Regions from separate parts of the Homo sapiens genome. Here region 1 is linked to region 2. The links are chromatin contacts, found by Hi-C or POLR2A ChIA-PET in ENCODE. All regions are on one chromosome and are shown on one strand. The core of a region is the stretch at or near the end of the contact, and the rest is flanking DNA. Distances in the headings are between cores, read along the strand shown. Region 1 overlaps DNAH6 (dynein axonemal heavy chain 6). Region 2 has its middle 22 kb from the start of DNAH6.

Region 1 (6,716 bases), core at 1,935-4,434, 320 kb before region 2:
ATTGGCCTGCCCTTTTGTGAAAGCACAGGCTCTTCCAAGGATTGTGATGAAGCCCCACAGAACAGGGAACTGACATCATAGGCCAACTTCTTCTTATCCTGCTCATTTGCTCTACCAGTTGTGCTCACTGCATCAACCTCCCATGCACTGGACTCTGAGAGCCTTCATCTTGTCTAGAAATGGAAGCACCTGGGGCCTTTCATATCAGGGTGAAGAGGAAAGGAGCCTGTGAGGGGAAGCGAGTGCTGAGTCCTTACTCTTCCTGGGGGTCCCAGAAAGTAACTGATGGGAAGCTGCCTCTCACTTAGGGTGGGGGAGCAGGCTTAACAGGTGGGTTGTTGAACCCACTGCTTCTACAGCAGAGCTTGGATTGCCAACAGAAAGAACTCAAACACTTTATTTTAAGGTCATAAGAGAAATAAAAGTCACAATACGTTTAAGTCAAATCAGAATTAACACCGTTTTGCTCACATATAAATTATTCAAACCTTTTGCTCCCATTAGGAAAGATCTCTGGCCTGGTTCTTTTTCAGGGCTGAGGTGGCACCTTTTCATTCGCTCAGCTGGCAGAGCAAAGCTGATCCCTTGGCAATCCAGTAGTCTTTGGACCGCTTGGAGGGTAACAGGACGGTTACCACAAAATTGGTTGAATGTCCTAATTAAGGATATAGGAAAAAAAGGTTGTTACTTAAGAGAATAACTTCCTCATACAAAGAGAGAGGCTACAAAGAGTCAAGACATCTGGGTTCCAGGCCTGACTTGCCCCTAAAGATGCTGGACAAATAGTCCTTTATGGGTCTGTTTTATGCTCTATAAAATGAAGATTTTAGAACAAATAATTCTTTAGGACTTGTCCAGCTTAGACTTCATAGAATTTTTTTTTTCGAGACAGGGTCTCACTCTATCACCCAGGCTGGAAGTGTAGTGGCGTGATCTCAGCTTGCTGCAACCTCTGCCCTCCTGGGTTCAAGTGATTCTCCTACCTCAGCCTCTTGAGTAGCTGGGACTATAGGTGCGTACCACCATGCCTGGCTAATTTTTGTATTTTTAGTAGAGGCGGGGTTTCACCAGTTGGCTAGGCTGGTCTCAAACTCTTGGCCTCAAATGATCCGCTTGCCTTGGCCTCCCAAAGTGCTGGGATTACAGGCATGAGCCACTGCACCCAGCCTAATAATTTCTTAATAACCAGGATTCAAATGAGTTTCATATCTTGCAACAGTGATGTGTCTCTTAAATCTTTCAATTGGTAGGTTTCCCTCTGCTTCTTTTGCCGCCCCCTTGTAATATATTTGTTGAAACAACCAGACTGTTTGTCCTGTTAAGTTTCCCAGAATCTGGATTTTATGACAGCACTGCTGTGGTGATTTTAAATATATTCCTCTCTTCCTGTAAGGGGTGGTTAGATCTAGAGGCGTGACTACATTCAGGTTTGAGGTTTTTTTTCCCTTTTTTTTTTTTTTTTTTTTTTTTTTTTTGAGATAGGGTCTCATTCTTTTGCCCAGGCTGGAGTGCAGTGGTTTGATTATGGCTAACTGCAGACTTGAACTGGACTCAAGCGATCCTCCTGCCTCAGTCTCCCAAGCGGCTGGGACTACAGGCGTGTGCACCACACCTTGCTAATTTTTGTATTTTTTGTAGAGACGGGGTCTCGTCATCTTGCCCAGGCTGGCAGGTTTGAGTTTTATGGCAAGAATAATTCTTAGGTAGTAGGTACTTCTATCAGGAAGCACATTATGTCTGATTGTCTTTCTTTTTTGGGATATTAGTGGCCATTGATGACTACTACATAGGACTACCCCTCTTTTAAATAGCTGAAAAAGAGTTTCTTTTGATCCTTGTACAAGATGGGGTTTCTGTCACAGTTTCAGATAATGTTAGTTTGTTGGTCCCCTCTCCTTACTGATTTGTAAGAATTCTTTATGCCAGGCTTCTATAGTTTGGATGTTTGATCCCTCCAAATCTCATGTTGAAATTTGATCCCCAATGTTGGAGATGGGGCTTAATGGAAGGTGTTTGGCTGATGGGGGTCAGATCCCTGATGAGTAGATTAATACTCCTTGGAATGGGGGGTGAGCTGTCACTTTATTAGTTCTTGCGAGAGCTGCTTGTTAAAGAGTCTGGCGCCTCCCTCCCATCTTGCCTACTTCCTCTCTTGCCATGGGACCTCTAAACACCAGCTCCCTTTTGTCTTCTGCTATGAGTGGAAGCATCCTGAGGCTCTCACCAGAAGCAGATGCTGGCACCAGCCTGCAGAACCATGAGCCAAATAAACTTTTCTTTAAAGTTACTCAGCCTCAGGTATTCCTTTATAGCAACACAAACACAAACAAAGACAGTTGGATTTTTTTTTTTTAATTGAGATGGGGGTTTCACTATGTTGCCCAGGCTGGTGTTGAACTCTTGGGCTCAAGTGATCCTCCCACCTTAGCCTCCTGAGTAGCTGGGACTACAGACACATGATACCACACCTGGCTAGACAGCTGGATTGTTTTCAAAATAGAAGGTCAGTGATGATTAATTTAGCGCCTCTGTATGTTCAAAACTGTCTTTATTCACTTCCCTTTTGAAAGATGGTTTGGTTGTGTTTTGAATTCTGGTTCAAAGGTATTTTCCCTCAACCCTTTGAAGGTGATTCTCCATTATCTTTTTATATGCACGGTGGATAATGGGAGTTGACTGATATCAATCTGATTCTCATTCTCTGGGATTTCAGTTCCAGCATATATTATACATTGTCTCTTCTCTTTGGTTATTTTGAGCATTTTTTTTTTTTGGTCTCTGACAGTCTTAAGTATCACTTTGGTATATCTAGGTTTCTTTGAAGATTTGATTACTTGTAGGTTGCTAAAAATCATTCCTTCCACTTTGTGAGACCTCACAATCTAATGATTCAAGTGTTTCTTTAGTTTTGGGAAATTACCAGCCATTATTTTTTCAAACATTCTCTCTCCTCCATTCTTTATTTTCTCCTTTCAGGTTACCTAGAAAACAAGAAAAATGTTGCAATTTCTGGCTCCTTCCACAGGGTCACTTCTTTCCCCTCTCACTGTGCTGTATTCAAGGCGATTTTCCCAGTTCATTCTCTCTTCTCATTCTTCAGCTGTCCCTTGGTGTATCTGTTGAGGTGGCTTTCTTTCTGTCTGGTTTCTTTTTTCAGGGCTGTATCTCAGTTTCAGATGCACTCAGAGTTTTGCATCAGGGCTGTCCATTTATTCATTTGTTTATTTACTTATTTATGATGGAGTTTTCGCTCTTGTTACCTAGGCTGGAGTGCAGTGGCCCAATGTTGGCTCACTGCAACCTCCGCCTCCCAGGTTCAAGTGATTCTCCTGCCTCAGCCTCCCAAGTAGTTGGGAATACTGGCACCCGCCACCATGCCTGGCTAATTTTTTGTATTTAGTAGAGACAGGGTTTCACTATGTTGGTCAGGCTAGTCTTGAACTCCTGACCTCAGGTGATTCATCTGCTTCGGTCTCCCAAAGTGCTGGGATTAAAGGGGTGAGCCACCTTTCCCGGCCTATTCATTTATTTTAAAATTTCTTTTATGATGAGTAAAAATGGATTTAGTGAGAAAAAAGAGATTTTCGTGTCTATTCAGGCCGCCATTTTGAAAGTGGAAGTCTCTACTTGTTAAACTCTATTTTCTACTCCTTGGATTCTAATAGAAGCAAGAATTAATTCTATAATATTAATCTATACTCAGAACAAATAGAATTTATAATTACATTTACGAATTTTGTATGTTATAGGTGGCTTCATTTTAAGTCTAGTTTATTGGCCCAAGGGAGATCTTGAGCCAATCACAGCTTAGTGTTTGGACTTTGATTGAAGATTGCATTTGGTCATTATTTGAACTAATCTTAAGAACATCCTCACCTGTGGTTGAGAGTGTTCCTGCCCGGGCTCCTGTTTTATAAAGTGGGCAGTGGTAAAGTGTTGGGCTTGGCTTATAGTTTTGTTGTGGTTCAAAATGCACCACAGGCAGCACTGGATTCATCTGTCCGGGCAATGCATCTTCTATCACCATCTCCTTATCATCCCATCGAGAAGCATCCATGAACATCCCATGAACAAGAACACCATCCTCAGGAGAGGGCAACTGAAAGATACCCACAAGTCTCAAAGTGAGATGGGGGAAAAGGGATCAGCAGGTGTGAGCCACTTCCTATGTCCCACATCCTCACCAGGTAATTCTAAAAAACACTCTATACATTGCTGTTATTATTCACATTTTAGAGAGGTCAATCCTGAGGCTCTGAGAGGCAAAAAAATGTAATAATAATGTGATGACTTTTCCCCTTTTCATGGGAGGTGGAGGAGTACTGAGATCATCGTCTGTTATTCTTAGCAAGGTTTTTCAAGGATTTGGATGCCCTCCTAGAAGACAGATTATATATCTGCAATAATATTTGCAGAGTGCCCATGGACAATTCCTTTTTGTTCTTTCTCTCTTTTTTAAAAATTATGCTTACTTTTAAATGTTTGTATTAAATAAGAAAGAGGGAGAGGGAGAGACCCTGCCCATCAGATTCCTGTGATGTGATTGGATGTCTCCACCGGTGCACACTTTTTTTTTTTTTTTTCCAATTGTGGGCATCTGAGTCATCCTTCCTCAAACCCTGAGTGGATTTGGCCATTTCTGGCCCGAGGTCTTTGGATAATTGGAGCCTCACGTCTGCAGGCAGAGGACTAAGCTGTTTGGATAATATGTAGTGCATTTTATAGTGAATAAAAGGATGGTAAACTAAATTCTTTTTAGCTGGTCTTTGCTTTTTGGTGTCCTAACCTTTCTGTTTCTTGGGTGCAGCAGGATGGGACTTCCTGTTTTTGGGCTGCACATATGTTTATGCAGGTTTGCCTGAAAACTATCCTGCTACCTACTGGGTGTCCACCAACTGGGCATCACCCAGAGGGAGCACCTTTTCCTATGCTGCGCCAAGGCGGCAAATGGGCTGACAGTGGTCTTGCCTGTTTGCAACAGAGATAAAGCTGTTTAAACACATACCCTGTGTTTAGACCAGTATATGTGCTGGTCACATGACACTGGCTGTTTCTTTCACACCACACTACTGGCCTGTCTCCTGGTCTGTTGGTGGCAGACATTTGCTAGGTGGGCCAGGAGACAGGCCAGTTAGACAGTCTGAAGTCTCCCCAGATCTCAGAGATTGTAAGGCATTGTCATGGCTCAGCGCACATGACCCAAGCAGAGACATGGTATGAACTAGGGTGGAGGGACAGAGCCCTGGTGGTCACTGTAAACTTCTGTCTGTCAGAATCAGCCTCTGTGGCAGATGGAGTGTGCTGAGCATGGACCAGGGCAGGCTGGTCCCGGAAAGCTCCGGTGGGGGCTTTTATGTGGGTGTTGCTTTACCTTCCTGGAGCCTCAAGTTTTCCTGACATGGGAAAGTTGACACTCTCTTCTTAAGACAAGAAGGATCTTAAAATAATATGAGGTGCAGACATGTTAACAATTGCTCCAGCACATGCAGCTGGTGAAAGGTAGTGTCAGAATTCAAACTCAGGCTTCTCTCGTTTTTAAACCCTTGCTTTTAACTTCTTGCTATATTGATTCTGTAAGATGAAGAAGGTTACTAAAGGTAGCTAAAAAATAAAAAAAATATTGCTTTAAAAATATTTCTATAACTTAGACTAGTTTAGGCAGTTCCCATCTGGTCATTGCTAATTGGGGAGCTTATCTTGGAGGTGTGATTACTACCCTGCCCTTCCTGCTCCTGCCAATGGGAGGTGGTGGGGGAGTGGGGCATGGAAGGTTGTCTGAAATCTTCAAAGACAGTGGGATAGAAGCTGCTTTGCCATAACAGCCAGGTGGACAATACCTCCATGTCCATGGGCAGTTCTTGTCCAAATTGCACTGTCTTGGCAGCTTCTATCACTGCAGCTTGATCCCGATAGGTGGGAATTACGCTGTATTTGAAACTCAGCTCATCTATAGGCAAATTGTATTTTCGAGCATGATTTTGAAGAGTTCCTGTAATTGTGAAAATCGGAAAGCTGCGTTCAAACAACACTGCTACTCCCCAGGCACTATTCCCCTTCATCCAAACCAGGCTGCCCTGGCATTAGAGAGCCTTCCCACCACAGAGAAGACCCAACTCTTAATACCTTCCTCTGAGTTAGTTCACAGGGTCAGGAAGCCTGCGGGTCATGTTGGGAGGTAAGGGCCCAAGGGATGGACAAGCTCTGGTCCTGGCTGGGAAGGGAGGGAAGGCCAGTGTTCAGTGCATTGCCCTGTCATGAGGGAGACAAACCAGTGAGGCAGTTTCAGAGCCCAATCTCGCTAACTTTAGGATTTTGCCCAGCTTGTTTTATATGGGCTGTTTAATAGGTATTAAGAATGAGAGAGATGAAGGGCTTGGGTAATTAGCATTGAGTTGCTCACAGGCTCTAGCCCCCTCTGAGGCTCTCTAGCCAGATTCCCCAAGAGCTGATGGAGGCACATCAAGAGAATTTCTCAGAGGGAAGGGAGCTGCTCACAGCTGGGGCCTGAGCAGGTGGACAGCAGTTGATGCCCTTGAGCGTGGGTCATATGGGGAACTGAGGCACATTCTGTGTTTGTGGAGGCAGCAGTGCCTGCACTTATGTAACCTGAGAGGGGCAGGGATTAGGTTGTTGGGGAACATCTGCTATCTCTGCCATCTTTCCTCTGCCCCCCACAAGTGAGGAAGAGCACGACCTTGTTAGATTGCCCTATGATC
Region 2 (6,572 bases), core at 2,066-4,565:
GCTAAGATTCAGAGAGGTAAAGTTACTCTTCCAAGGCTACACAGTCAGTAAATTGCCAGTAAAGGACATAGTCACCATATGACCTAGGTATTTTATTCTTAGGTATTTACCCTTGCGAAATGAAACAAAGTCTATATCTGTACAAACACTTGCATGTGAATTTTCATAGCAGCTTTATTTGTAATACTTCTCAGCAATAAAAAGGAACAATCTGTTGATACATACAACAACATGGTCATATCTGAAAAACATTAGCTGAACGAAAAAAAAACCCAGACACAAAAGAGTACATATTGTTGTGACTGGGCGTGGTGACCCATGCCTGTATTCCCAGCACTTTGGGAGGCCAAGGCTGGCGGGTCACTAGAGGTCAGGAGTTTGAGACCAGTCTGGCCAACATGGTGAAACTCCGTCTCTACTAAAAATATAAAAATTAGCTGAGCATGGTGGTGCGCACCTATAGTCCCAGCTACTTGGGAGGCTGAGGCACGAGAATTGCTTAAACCCGGCAGGTGGAGGTTGCAGAGAGCCAAGATCGTGTCACTGCACTCCAGCATGGGTGACAGAGCGAGATTCCGTCAAAAAAAAAAAAAAAAAAAGAGTACATATTGTCTAATTACAATTATATGAATCTCTAGAAAATACAAATCTAATTTACAGTGATAGGGAATAGATCAGTTATTACCTGGGGCTGGGAGAGGGGTAGGAGATTAACTGGCAAGGGGAACAAGAAAATTTTGGGGAGTGATGGAAATGTTTTATATCTTGGTAACTTTGGTGGTTACATGGGTATATAAATGTGTACAAATTCACTGTACTGAATTTCTTAGAACATGTGCATTTTATAATATGTAACTTATAACAATAAAATTGATTTAAAATTATATTTCTAGTATTAGACCTCAAAATCACAGGTGGGAGTTTCTAAACATACAGATTTCCAGGACTCATGCCAGATCTGATGAATTAGAATCTTTGGCATTGGCACCCAGGCAAGTATTTGCTTGAAAAATTCTTATAGGTGATTCACATGAATATCTCTGGTTTAGAACCACATCTGCAGGTGAAGAAATATAAAGATGAAAATATTTTAAAGTTACATTAAGTATTAATGTCATAAAACAGTTTGCATAACATGATTATATTTTTGTAAGCCCAGAATATATATAAACTCAGAAACTACATAGAAGAAAAACATAAATATTTAGGAGATTTATGGTTATTTTTATGTGATGCCCTTTGCTATTCTGTGTGTTTAAAAATAAAGACCATATCCTACTTTTACAATGAAAAAATTAGTTACTTTTAAATTAGCATAAGAAGGCTTAAAGTGGAGGGACCATGAACTTGGTGGAGGCCAGGATGAAATGGATCAGGAGCACTGCTGAAAGATTTAGTTTTTGATAAAAAGAAATGACATCTGTCCCATGTAGATGGAAGAAAGGTGGCAGTGGGTTAGGTAAAGTGATAGATTTGGGGCCTTATTTATTCTATTTCCTCTCTGAAGCAGGAGATGTGGTCAGCTGCTGAGAAGCGTGGAGGTGGGAGTGGGAGAGGCGTCATATAATTTATACGGGAGTTAATGTCTCTTCAGCCTTGGCTGTCCAGTGTAATTTCAGGGTCTGTGAACTGCTTACAATTGTATTCATGTTTGTGTGCGTGTATTTCTTTGTCTGTAACGTTGATAAGATTCTTAAAAGAGTCTGTGACCAATCACCTCTCAAAGATGAGAATTAGACATAGTCTGCAAGTGGGGCACTCTTAAGTGTTGGCATAAGTCACGGGCTGCTTAACTTTCTGAGGGGTTTGTGATATCGTATTCTGTTGCTTCATCACCACCTCGTGGTCAAATATATGCATTACCAGATTTTGTATCAGGGCAATGGTTTCTTAAATCTGAAAGGAACTTGAGGCATTATATGGTCTAATGCCCCATTAGTTATGAGAATTAATAATTATTATAAAGTTTTCCTTCAAAATATTGAACCAATGTGAATATGTATGAGTGATGAGCCCTGCCAAGCCTAGATAATTACATTTCAAGACTTAAAGGTCTTTGCAGAGGTGATCTCTAAGTTAGTGTTTTTGTGATTTGAAAAGGTCAAAGAGGCTGGACGCAGTGGCTCATGCCTGTAATCCCAGCACTTTGGGAGGCCAAAGTGGATGGATCACCTGAGGTCAGGAGTTCGAGACCAGCCTGGCCAACATGGTGAAACCCTGTCTCTACTAAAAATACAAAAATTAGCAGGGCATGGTGGTGCATGCCAGTAATCCCAGCTACTGGGGAGGCTGAGGCAGGAGAATCGAGTGAACCCGGGAGGTGGAGGTTGCAGTGAGCCGAGACTGCCATTGCATTCCAGACTGGGCAACAGAGCAAGACTCTGTCTCAATAAATAAATGGTCAAAGGGCATTTAAACTTAGTTGCATATTAAGATCACTTAGAGAACTTTGAAAAATTCTGATGCCCAGGCCACACATCATATGAATTAAACTCTCTAAGAGTGAGAGATCCAGACATTGATAGTTTTTCTAAAGTGTCCCCTACCCCAGGTGATTCCACAGAGACACATCTGAGAGCCTCTGCCACAGCAGCTTGCTATTCAAGGTGTGATCCATTGACTAGCAGCATTGGCATCACCTGAGAGCTTGCTAGTCATGCAGAATCTCAGATCCTGCTCCAGACCTCATGAATCAATCTGTATTTTAATAATTCCCAGGTGGTTCAGTTCATATTAAATTTTAGAAGTGCTGCCATGGAGAACAGAATTGGTGTCCAGTAAGTCTGCTGGATATGGAAGGCTGGAATGGTGCCTGGAAGGTGAGTTTCTCATCTTTGATCACATCCAGTTACAGGAAATGCATTATATCTGTGCCTCTGTTAGATAGTTCTAATTTTCAGAAAGTTCTGTTTTGGGTAGATGTCAAAATCTACTCTCTAGTCACTTCTACAAACTGTCCCCGTGTTTTTTTCTAATGTTTGAATGCAGATATTATTCTACTCTTAATTTTCCTTCTTTAAATCTCTCCCTCCTAACCTTCCAGTTTCTTTAGTCCGTGTATGATATTTTTGCAGAACTCTCTTTAGTAATTCTACACTAAAAATGGCTCTTGGGACTGAAAGTGGGATTTTCGATGTGATGTGACATAATGAGTACAGTAGGAAAATGATTCCCCTTCATCTAGAAATTCTGCTAATGTCTCCTTTTTGCTTCCTGAAAATCAGGATATTAGTCATGGTCTTCGTCAAATGCTACATTATAGAGAACCTGTATCCGGCAAACAAATCAACATTGATGGTCCCAGGGCCTCAGATGATTCATATGCTACCACTAATAGTGTCCTGAGCTCTCAGAGAGAGACCAACGTGTGAGTCCTGGGCTGAGGTTTTTTGGACCTTTGTCTCCAGTGCAGCCAGACTCTTGTCCCCAATCCCCTTCTCCTAGGACCACATCCTTTCACAAAGACAGCCCTTCCCTCAGTGTGGCTGACAGGGAAAACCTGCAAAACGCAACTGCTGCCTCTGATCTCACTCTGTCCATTCTGTCTTGCCTTTGACTCCAAACTCAAACTAATGACAACCACTCCTGTTCTTACTGTGGCCTTAGTTCCTCGTGCTTGACCATAATACACCTTGTGTGCCTTGGTGGGGAGCCTTGCTTGTTGTCACAGTCTCTTCAAACTGAACAAACAGCCTATCATGGACCAGTTTCATATCAGTTATCCTTGTTAGAATATTTGATATCAGCATCTCACCCCTTTACTCATCTTTGGGCCTGAAGCTGTTGTGTCTACCAAGGATGTCCCAGCCTAGCTTCCTCTTGGACCATCTGCGTCACTTGTATAGCCATCCAGTCTTCTGGCGCCGATTCCTTCTGGAGCCTTTCAGTGATGACTCATTTACATAACTTTTTAACTCCAGGAATTTAAACTATGTAGGCTCAGCCAACGATTTTTGCTTATAGAGTTCAAATTAGCATCTTGGAGAGAAATTTTTCAGCATTTGTTGAGTTTTGAAAGCTACGTGTATCTTTTAAAGGTAGTTCCTCTTTTATAAATTTGACTTTAAAAATATGTGATCAGAGGCACAAAGATATTTATTTAAGGATTTTAATGGAAGCTACATTTAAATAAAATATAGTATCTAAACTATGATTCCCAATAAGTTGCTCTAGCCAATTAAAACGATGAAGGAGAGTTATATGTATTGACATGACATGGGGCAATATACTCAATATACTGCTAAGTGAAAATGTGAGTTTCAGAATATTATACATTATTTCATTTTGTTTAAAAATATACATATGGTATATAGTCTATATTTATGGTACAGAATTTGTATACATATATTATCTACATATAGCACAGAGCAGGGATTAGCAAACTCTAATCTATGGGTCAAATCCAGACTTCTACCTGTGTTTTTGTAAATAAAGTTTCACTGGATCATAGCCATGCCCCTTTAAAATAGTAAATAAAAATATTTACTATCTGGTCCTTTAAAGTAAAGATTTCCCAACCCCTGCTATAGTAAATATATATACATGTAGTATATAGAAAAATATATAGAATATACAGTATATATAGAAAGCGGTCACCATGTCAAGATAAAGTACCATTTTTATTTTAGGAGACTGAATCTTCTAGAAAATTTCTCATTGCTGTCAGCTTTTGCTTGTGTTATGATTTTGTAGTTTGTGTCATTATTTTTTATTATCTTTAGACATATTGGAACTCAGTAAGTTAATACTAGAAAGACTCCAGAAATTGTGGTTTCAAATGGTAAGAAGATAGTGACACACAGTGGGCAATAGCAGTAAGCTCTGAGAATTCATTCCCCGAGGCACTTAGGTATTTGGATAAAAAGTGTATGACAAGATTATTCCCATAGATGTAAGAGCAATATGGCATTTTGACTATACCAAACTAATTTTATTTCTTCTTAAAACCCCACTAAAAGAATTTCTTTAAAGTTGGAAACTCAGAAAAATTAGAAGAATGGGAAAAGAAACAAAAATATGAAATATGAATAGTAAGTGATTTAACAAAAAATAAAGGTGGACTCTAAGCAATAGTGAGAAAAGAAAATAACCAACTAATATACATAATAGAATCCTTCAAGCCTCTGGAATTTGTGGCACCACACAGGTCTGGAAATAAGGGTTGAAACAAGGGGGTTGGTTGACAGTCTGTTCAAGGATTGAATGGGTCTTCAGATTTGCTCCATCCTCCCCCAGTTACAGGACAAGACTGGAAATTTATTCTCTGGAATGAGTAAAACAGAAGGTCTCTACTCTAAGGGACAGTAGGCACATTTGAAGGTGGGTAGCCTACTAAAAACAGTGTCATTATCTGAATGTGAGCATGCAAAATGACAAGATCACCCAACCCTCTTTCCCTACTTAGCTCTCAGAAAGGTGACATAGTGTGTTGAATCATTACAATTTTCTTTAGACCTAAGGCATTCCCAAGATGGGGTCTATTTTAAAATTATGATAGGCCTGAGCAAACAAGGATGAGCTGGTTACCCAAGCCTTAAAGCACTGGTAGTTAGACCTCCACCTTCTGAGCAGTAGACTGGGAGAATCTTCTCGGCGGAATCTGACCGGCGCAACGGGGAAGACCTGAATGTGTGGGCAGCCAAGTTCTACGACTAAGTGGCCCAGCCAGATCAACCCTGCAGTGAAGCATACAGTAAACAAGTTTTACCTGGGTACTGTTTTGTGTTTTTAGACCCTCTGTCTTAAAAATAGGCAGACAACTAAAGACTGTTAGAAAATTCAAGGAAAGCCTCTAACACCAAAGACAGAAACCAAAACATTCAACAGAAAAAACAACTTGAGAGGTAGGCACATGATTCAAATTGCAATGATCAGAGTCTTTATCTTGAATTCTAAAATGTGGATCTGGGAGAAAGAACACTTCTTCTGCAGTCCCAGACATCATGTCCACAATGAAGATAGAATGAAGGGAATAAGCTTAAAGAATATACTTGTCCCTTTACGGCAAAAAAGTAAAAGCTCTCCCAGAAGCCCCTATGTTTGATTTGGACTTATGTCTCATTGGCCAGGACTGGATCCAACAGTCACACCTTGCTGAAAGGAATGCTGAGAAGGTAGAGAACAGAATTGTTGTAAGTGGCTTTTAACAGTCATGATCCATTCCCTGGGCTCATGGCCACTCCCCCTCCCACCCTAAAAAAGAAACAACATAGGATTCTACTGACAAGAAAGAATAGGCAAAAAAGAAGCTATATGGAAAATATGTCTGCCATACGAACCAAAGTAAGCAGGTTAAAATGTTAAAAATATAGTTGAAACTGGAACTCACATACGTTGCTTGTGGAAATACAAAATGATACAGACACTTTGAAAAACAGTTTGGCAGTTTCTTATGAAGGTAAAAATACACTCTCTGGATGACTTACCTACTCCACTCCTGGACAGTTTCCTAGATAAAATAAAAATATATGTTTACCTCAAAACCTGTATTGCAGATGTTTTATAGCTACCTTATTTTTAATCTCCACAATTGGAAGCAACCTAAAGATTTATCAATGGATGAACTGATAAAC

The links. A loop is a pair of places that touch in the nucleus more often than their neighbours do. ChIA-PET counts read pairs that join two places held with the same protein, here RNA polymerase II (POLR2A). Pooled maps may share reads with other maps.
Region 1: a loop to region 2 is called in a map with no recorded cell type, with 5 times the contacts of the local background. The contact joins two enhancer-like sites. A Hi-C loop is called at or near these places in 1 of 37 single-sample maps with no recorded cell type and 6 of 50 pooled maps. POLR2A ChIA-PET finds 5 or more read pairs at or near these places in 1 of 52 experiments (IMR-90).

Annotation. Positions count from the first base shown.
Region 1 is chr2:84,813,244-84,819,959 of GRCh38, reverse strand. It overlaps DNAH6 (dynein axonemal heavy chain 6), which reads right to left. Exons shown (of 77, transcript NM_001370.2): 75 at 5,838-5,989; 76 at 3,877-4,099; 77 at 371-655. The coding sequence ends at 552. Among named protein-coding and RNA genes, the nearest start is that of TRABD2A, 64 kb to the left of the region's middle. RefSeq lists a silencer at 2,360-2,509 and an enhancer at 2,660-2,709. Within about 2 kb of position 3,184, at least 2 of the 41 ENCODE cell types and tissues checked have a DNase peak (open chromatin) inside an H3K27ac peak, as active enhancers do.
Region 2 is chr2:84,490,999-84,497,570 of GRCh38, reverse strand. It overlaps a transcript of DNAH6 not described here. Among named protein-coding and RNA genes, the nearest start is that of DNAH6, 22 kb to the left of the region's middle. Within about 2 kb of position 3,315, at least 2 of the 41 ENCODE cell types and tissues checked have a DNase peak (open chromatin) inside an H3K27ac peak, as active enhancers do.